3 separate regions of the Mus musculus genome follow, and all the other regions are linked to region 1. The links are chromatin contacts, found by Hi-C or POLR2A ChIA-PET in ENCODE. All regions are on one chromosome and are shown on one strand. Each heading gives the region's core, a stretch centred on a gene start or an enhancer-like site at or near the end of the contact. The rest is flanking DNA. Distances are from core to core; before and after follow the strand shown. Region 1 holds the start of Col4a2 (collagen, type IV, alpha 2). Region 2 overlaps Col4a2 (collagen, type IV, alpha 2). Region 3 overlaps Col4a1 (collagen, type IV, alpha 1).

The links. Hi-C counts contacts between places; a loop is a spot of excess contacts on that map. ChIA-PET counts read pairs that join two places held with the same protein, here RNA polymerase II (POLR2A).
Region 2: a loop to region 1 is called in a map of heart, with 1.8 times the contacts of the local background. The contact joins the enhancer-like site here to the promoter of Col4a2 in region 1. A Hi-C loop is called at or near these places in 3 of 37 maps with a recorded cell type or tissue (gastrocnemius and heart). POLR2A ChIA-PET finds 5 or more read pairs at or near these places in 4 of 5 experiments (Patski and embryonic stem cell).
Region 3: a map of heart shows a loop between it and region 1 (1.9-fold over the local background). The contact joins the enhancer-like site here to the promoter of Col4a2 in region 1. A Hi-C loop is called at or near these places in 13 of 37 maps with a recorded cell type or tissue (Patski, gastrocnemius, heart and 1 more). POLR2A ChIA-PET finds 5 or more read pairs at or near these places in 2 of 5 experiments (Patski and embryonic stem cell).

The regions. Positions count from the first base shown.
Region 1 is chr8:11,311,528-11,314,071 of GRCm38, reverse strand. Col4a2 (collagen, type IV, alpha 2) reads right to left here and starts at 1,267. Exons shown (of 48, transcript NM_009932.4): 1 at 958-1,267; 2 at 565-653; 3 at 388-442. The coding sequence starts at 608. It overlaps Col4a1 (collagen, type IV, alpha 1), which reads left to right and starts at 1,246. Exons shown (of 52, transcript NM_009931.2): 1 at 1,246-1,556. The coding sequence starts at 1,473.
Region 2 is chr8:11,346,312-11,348,855 of GRCm38, reverse strand. All of the region lies in intron 3 of Col4a2 (collagen, type IV, alpha 2), which reads right to left. Among named protein-coding and RNA genes, the nearest start is that of Gm46030, 7.5 kb to the right of the region's middle. Within about 2 kb of position 1,282, at least 1 of the 3 ENCODE cell types and tissues checked has a DNase peak (open chromatin) inside an H3K27ac peak, as active enhancers do; it is heart, where a contact is called at or near this core.
Region 3 is chr8:11,272,413-11,274,956 of GRCm38, reverse strand. All of the region lies in intron 1 of Col4a1 (collagen, type IV, alpha 1), which reads left to right. The region is part of intron 1 of Gm32709 (a long non-coding RNA gene); the gene reads right to left. Among named protein-coding and RNA genes, the nearest start is that of Gm32709, 12 kb to the right of the region's middle. Within about 2 kb of position 1,261, at least 1 of the 3 ENCODE cell types and tissues checked has a DNase peak (open chromatin) inside an H3K27ac peak, as active enhancers do; it is heart, where a contact is called at or near this core.

The DNA of each region.
Region 1 (2,544 bases), core at 18-2,517:
CCTCCCCAGAGACTCATATTTAAGCAAGATGCTCTCTGCCCACCACAGTGCCTGGACACCACCTCTGAGTTTCTGGAAACTCTTTGCTCCCAGCCCCCTCTGTCCGTGCGCCTCGTGGCCTAGTGATAGACATTCTTCCCTTGCTGCTAAGGCCAAAGCTTGGCAGCAAAAGGTGCCTGAGGCTACGTTTTAATTATTAGCTCCCTAGAGAGGGCCGACTCCTGCACTGCACGGGACGAGCGGCTGGCAGACACAGTAGCACACACCTACAATGCACACGCACACTCAGGTGGGCTCGACGAGCCTGTCTTCCACGAGGCTCCGCGAGCGTCCCAACCCGTCACGGGCGCGGAACTCCAAGCGCCGTGGAGTTCAAGCGGTACTTACCCCCAAGACGCTCTGAGCCAGGAGTCCCACTGTCACAGTTGCTAGCAGCAGCCACCTGCACAGGAGAGGGAGGGAGGGTAAGAAAGCGACCAAAACATGCGGGCCCCAACTTGTCAACTCCTGAAATATGCATGCAAGGTCCCCTTCACCTAGGAGACCAGGCAGAAGGCGACTTACCCTCGCAGGGGAGGGCCAGACGCTTTGAACCGCACTCGGTCCATGATCCCAGTCTTTGAGCTCTAGACTCGGCTCGATCCCTTCCTAACCTGGAGGCAAGAGACAAAGCGGGTTAGCAAAGGTGGCAGGCAGAGAGAGCATCGTCATCTTAGCACCCTGACTCCGCATAATGTCCCTCGTTTCCTTGCGGGGTGACCAAAGTTCTGTCCCATCAGGAGACAGAAAAAGGGAGATTCTTCTCCGTAGGCCCTGCCTGGAGCTCCTCAGCCCATGCAGCGCGATCCCTATTCCCCCAGCTCCGATCCAACGGAGCGCGCAGCCTCAGCCTACTCCGGCGCTACAGGTCCGCGACTTGGGGCCTGGCTCTCTGTGCCTCCCGGGGGTCGCTCTCACCTCAGGGTCAGGAGCTGCTGCCCGCGCGCATGGGCCCCTGAAGAAGCGTTGGCCCGTGGCACACCGGCGGCCAGGCCGGCCTGGCTCTGCTCCGTGGGCGCCGGACTCTCGGCCCCGGCGTGCCTTGCTGGTGCTTGCCCGGGATTGGCGAGCCAAGGGGCTCGTGGAATCGGGGCGCGGGAGGAGCTGGGTGCGGAGCGCAGAGCCCCGGCGTTCGGACTCCCTGCGACACCAAGTCCCGAGCGGCGCGCAGCCTCCGCCTCTTACCCGCGCCGCAGGGTCCTCCCCTTGGAGACGCCGCCCGCGCACTGCCGAGGGGAGGGGGCAGCGCCAACAAATTGGGGAGCTCCTCGGGCGGCGCGCTCAGGTCTCTGCGCAGAGTCACCGCACCCGGGACGGTGAGCAGGGCTCACGCCCGGGCCCTCCGAGACTGAGCACCTCGCCGTGGCCCACGGGAACTGGGCTGCATTTCCCCGCCGTCTCTGCTGGTCCCCTGCCGCCCCGGGCGCGCCACCATGGGGCCCCGGCTCAGCGTCTGGCTTCTGCTGCTCTTCGCCGCCCTTCTGCTCCACGAGGAGCGCAGCCGAGCAGCTGCGAAGGTGAGTTCCCTGCGGGCTGCGCTCCCCAGCCTCCCTCCCTGCACCCCTGACGCCCCGCGAGGCCTCTTTGTCCAGCGCCTGGCGCAGTCAAGCCGCCTGGCCCTCGAGGGTACCGCGGGTGGCACGGCCAGGTGCATTCTTCCCCCGGGTCTCCCTCTCCTAGTCCCTGTGGGCAGCGATCGCACATCCATTACGGAACCTCCTTTGTTATACACTGGGTGCGGGAGAGTTAGGAAGGGACTGAAGCTTAGCGTGTACCACGGCGGGGTGAGGGTACCGAGGAGCCAGTGAGATTTGAACCCTCATCGCCAAGGCTCTCAGCGGCGGGGCGCGCGAGTGGGTCGGGGCTGGAAGGGTGGCCAGGCACACCCCACGCCACTCAGAGTCCTACACTCATGTGCAGGGGGAACCGCTTTGGGTGTGTTTCTGGTTGTTTGGAGACCGTGATGGTTGAGGCTGAACAGCTTTGGGCCGTTTGCCTGGAAACATCTGTATTTTTGCTTTCCCACGACTTTTGTGTAGCCTACGGCACGCTTGAGAACAGACGCGGGGCTCTTCTCCGCATCCTAAAAGTCTCTGCCTCGACTCTTGCCTTTTATGAGTGCGTGCCTGAAAATTATAACCACATTTAGACTTGAGTGTGAAACCAAAGCGAAACTCCGTCGCATTGTTCCCTGCGCAAATTGTTTTTTTTAAGTTTTTGTTTCCTCTGGTGCTGTGCTTGGCCAGGAGGGCGCTGGGAGATGTTTGCAAGAGCCAGACTTCCAGCTCTGGAGGAACCCGGCCAGACTTTCTGCCTTCGCCCCTAGAGAATACACTTCAGCTGCTGCTGCTGCTGTGACAGCCATGCAGGCCCAAAGGCCACAAGGTGTGGCCTCTCCACAGTTTGCCTTCCCCTCAAATGCCTAAAAAACGACGTTTGCTTCTCACCGAAGCTTCCAAGTTTTAAAAGAAACCGTTGCTTAATTGTGCATTTTCCTTTCCTTTT
Region 2 (2,544 bases), core at 33-2,532, 35 kb before region 1:
CAGAGATCAGTGCTAGCAGCTGCAAGATTAAGAGCACATCCGGTCCCACAGTGAGTGGCGCTGGCTCCTGGTCCTTCCAGCAGTTCTTGGCAGTGACAAGACAAGAGTATCACATCGCCTTCACCAGGGACCGTGTCCCACAAGACAGACAGGAAGAGTTTCCTCCGTGCCTGGTGAATAGGGTCTACTCAGTCCCGAGTGCCACGCGAGGCATTCAGCACCTTCCTTCCTTCCACCGGCATCTACACCCAGGGCATTGAAGATGCTCTTAATACCCAAAAATAAAACCCACAAGTGATCTAAAGGCCTCAAGACAATTTCTCTAGCTACTTGTGCAGACCAACCATGTACAGTAAGGGCGGCGTAAATCAACAGAAACGCACCCAGGTTCCTGCAGATGTGAGTCTCGTTTAAAGCTGACACACTATATGTTCATGAAAGGGGAAAAAGTACAGGCTATTGTTTTTGATTTGTGCATTAAAAAAAGTAATGATTACTCAAATTTATATGAAGATCCAAGAACAAAACTCATCTGTCCTAAAACAAAGAATATTTTGTCCTCCACATGTTCCAAGAAACATCTTGTCCAAGGAAGTATTTTTAAGCCAGTACACCTCCAGCCAAAAAGAGCAGCTTTGAAGGGAACTTACAGAGATCCCACCACACATCGCCCCCAGCATCCAACCCCAACTTCCTCTGCAGAGGAGTCTTGAATAACGGATTCTAGCAACTTGAGAGGTAAGCCTTACTGCCAAAGGTAATATGTTTCCTATTTTCAGGCAATGTAATCTATACAAGTCTTTGTTTTGTCACAAGTCCAGTCAAGCTGGGCGTTCTAAAGATCTCTTTAATCCAGCAACAGGCCGACTAAGGGGACAGAGCCAACTTGGGAACAAGGCTCCCTGTAAAGTTCTATTAGTTTATCAAAACAGGAAGTATAAGCCATTTCCGCACATGCAGCTTTAGAAATTAAGGAAATAATTCCAACATGGTATTAGCAAGACAAGGTATATGGAAAGGAAACGCAAATCTCTGTGGCGCACACAGTGGGCGGCCCAGAGGTCCAGCCAACTCACTGCCTTTGTTTAAAAGCATCTCCAGGGCACCCGAATCGAGTGCAGCCACTTTAGAGCATCCTGAGACCGTTGCCAGCTAGGCAGAAAGGCTGATGATGGGCAGGAGTGCTCTATCTGCTCACCTAGGCGACCGATAACTGGGCAGAAGGTGGCATGGCCACTGTTACCTTGCACATTCATGGATGGGTGGGGTGGTCTCACAGAGAAGGGAGAGGTCAGGCCGTTCTGTAGAACAAGAGAGGCAGGAAGATGGAGCACTAAAGAACTTCCAGGATGATGGTTACGGCCGCAGGGTGCTCTTGAATTGTCCTAGGTGTGCACCTGTGGAGCACGTGTCCTCCTTGCTGTCCCCACGGCAGCACATTTGTATGCCTCATCTGAGTTTTGGGAAATGACACCCATTTTGGGAGGCAGAGGCAGGAGGGTCAGGAGTTTAAGGCAAGCTTTAGCTACATAGCCACCGAGGCATTCCAAGATGGTGCTTTCTAGACCCAATCTGCTTCTGACAAGGCAACATGAGAGCCGTGCTGGGAAAAGGGTGCTGAAGGAGCCTTCCAGAACGCTTCCCGACTTACACCACTAATTCCATGATGGCTGATCACGGCCTGAGGTGGGCTGGTGGGCTTGAATGTGAGGAATGGCAGACAGGGACTGTGGGTAGGGGCTGCTGACAGTGGGTGGAGAACGCCCTAACCCTGCTGAACTCCAAACTGAGGCCAGTCGCCCACATCCCACAGGAGCTGAGGATGCACTGATGGCTTCTTAGAGACTCTTTGCTGTCCAAGTCTGGGGTCATTAACATCAGACAGACAGCCTAGCTTGTGGGCCTGGGGCTGCAGACGTAGGAATGAAGGCTGAGCTTTCAGCCAAGGAGGTATGAGCCAGACACTGCCTCAGAAAACACCTGGCCCAAGGCTAGGATGATCTCAGGTGTGGGTGGGCCTGGACTGCAGGTGGAGACAAGTGGGCCTTGGGCAGATGGAGGAGAGGGGAACGTGGCATTTCCTGTCACGCATGCTCATCTGGCCTCGGCTGCTTCCTGTTTAGGAGCTTCCCTAATGGAGGCAAAACCAGCCCAAGTGCGTCTCCCCTTTAACAGGTAAGATGGCGCACTGCCCTCCTGCTGTGGGCAGGGAGAAGCTTGACAAGCCACCTCTAGCCTGCTATCCAGAAGCACGGGTCCCCTTGCTTCGGAGAGCAACGGGGTCACTACCAGGATGAGCTGGGGCTCCTTTGCTGTGCGGTTTAAGTGCAGGGTGGGGATTTGAGATTCCTCATCTTGAGTCATCCCATCCAGAGGTTGAAACTTAGCAAAGCCAGGCAACGGCCCTGGGGAGAGGCTGTGGGGGAGGAGTCAAGAGGCAAAAGTCAGTGACCAAACAGGTGTGGTCAGCTGGGTGGAACGGGGCAAAGGGCCAGCACGGAGCCACGGAAAACATCAGAAATGCAGGTGACAGCTGTCATGGCG
Region 3 (2,544 bases), core at 12-2,511, 39 kb after region 1:
CAGCAGTGGTTTAAAATATTTAATTGTTCAGTGAAAGATGGTGGGGTACTCCAGCAACTGGCTTCGCCTCGGGTCAGTCATTCCTGAACTATCTCCCTAGTCACGTAGGCTTCTTTCTTTCCTCCTTTTCATTTAGCTACAAACTAAGGCTCCCTAAAGGCTCAGCCAGTGGAATGCGGAAGGATAAATAATCCATTGTTTCTGCGCACTCACATCGTGTGGGAAGAGAACCCTTCTGCTCTGTTGCTGCTATCTGTGGTCTCTGAGAGAAAGGTGTTGAAAGATGGCCCTGATGATGGGCAGTCTTTACTCTGTACAGAGCGGTAGGGTGTATATGATGTGCTTGGTGCAGAGTCAAACCAGAGCGTGTGCTTGGAATGGTTCCTGTAGTGTAGGAATGCACAGAGAGTGCGCTGGGTCAGAGAGATAGTGAAAGGCATCAGGAATTCCCCAAGAGCTCCCAGATTCCACACGTAGCCCATTGGGGACCTCTCTGAAGGTACAGTGTGGAAAAGATGGTGGGATTTGACCTGAGGGTCAGATGTAAGAAGTGGTAGTAGGTGATTGAATTCAGAGGCTGAGGCAGGATAAGAAGATAGGACTGGGGAGGAGGGAAAGAGGAGGACTGAGAGGAGGGGGAAAGGAGAAGGACAGAAACAAGCTTGGTCGTCATCTCCAAGATGGAGGAGATAGCTCTCCTCCACTTCTTCATGCCTGGCTGTGTAACATTAGTCTTTCTTAAGGACAACTGGGAAACCATCATGGCCTGACTTGTGTTGATAGTCTTTGCGAGGTCAATGGCTATAATATTGGGAGGGGAAGAGGAAGTGTTCTGACCTCGTGGACCAGTGAGAACAGCATGCAGGGATGCGGAAGGTAGGCGGCCATGTAGTGAAGGATGAGTTCTGTCTGAAAGTAGGGACTTTGCTGAGCCCACCTCGATGTCCCTGGCTGGTGACTCAGAGTCACGGGAACCATCTCTCTAGGTCATCTCCTCCGTGGGTCCCTGTGGGAATACATGCTCACCAACTCATCACGAATGTTGCTGTCCAATGGCCACCGTCACATGACAGCTAATTATAGCCTCATCTGTCTGCAGCTGGAGAAAGACTTAATACTCTGGAGACGAGGCACTGGACTTCATTATGTGTTCCCTATGGGGTGTCCTCTTCCCCAGCAAGAACATTTGATGCCCGCCCCCATCCAGTGGGAGGGAAGAAAAGCAATGAGAATGAGTCACCAGAGTTGCATGATGGGAGGAAAATAGGACCAGAAGTGTGGTCACATGTTGGTTCGACTCGAAGCCAAGCCGACACCCTCGCCTCCGCAGCCTGTGGTGTTGGTGGGAGCCCACATGGGTTCTGCAACTTGGTCTCAAATGAGAAGCAGATGGGTCATGAATTGTGCTGGCAAAGCCTTAGTCATATTATTGGGGGTGCAGAGAAGGAGGAGAGAGGAGCCGAACATTAGGATTTCAACTGGCTTGCTAATTTTTAATTTTATGTTTTGCCAAGAATGTATCAACACTTGTAGTTGTTTTCAAACTGGGGCAGAGTTATTTTGTAAGTTTACAGGGTAGTAATGGTTGTTCTGTGTCTGTATTCCATTATCAAAAGAGACAGAAATGATATTTTCCTGAACTAAATTCTCCTCTCAGCTGAATGAAGATAAAGAAGGGTTTCACATCTCCTGGGGAGTTCTTTCTGTCTTTAAAAAAAAAAAAAGCAAAACAAAGTTATAAAATAATGATATAAGTGTAGGTGATGGCGGGTATGAGCCCCTTAGCCTGCGGGGACAATATTTTTACCTTTGAATCAACCAGGCTTATTTTTGGAAGTCCAAAAATGCTGTGCAAAAGTCAGTTTTTGGTTTGTTTTGGGGACAGAGAGCTCTGGGCTTCACACAGGCTTAGCGCCCACTAGTAGCCTATACTCCTGCCCCCCTTACTTTTTATTTTGAGACAGGGTCTCCCTAAATTGTTTAGCTTGATCTTGAGCTCACTGTTGACCCACGTGGACTCTGAATGTGGAATCCCTCTGCCTCAGCCTCCCAATTAACTGGTACTACAGGCCTGTGCCATCAAAGCTGACTCAAACCTAATCTTTTAAGCAGTTATTATTTAGGCGGTGATATTTGACCCCATATTGTGATCTCTACTTAGTTATGTTAATTTTCTAATTCTATATAGTTGAGGAGACATTCTATGGATATTTCCAGTTTTGTACAGGGTTGCATCCCCTGACCATAGCACCCATAGCACATGAAAGGGCGGCTCACCATTCTTCCTTCATTGGTGTGTGCTTTTAATTCTGCTCTGGTAGCCCTGAAATGCATGTTTCCCCATTCACATATTTCTTTGGTTGGGTAAGTAATTATTCTGAAGACCCCTGAGGAAGCGCCATGACAGGAAGTGCAGTGGACTAGCGACATCCTTAGGAAAGTATTTTGACATTTTTCACAGGATAGGAAATGTGAAAACAAATCTGAAAGATAAGCCGTCGAGGCTTTGCAGAGCTCCACATGTCCCTATTTGGAGGGATGGGA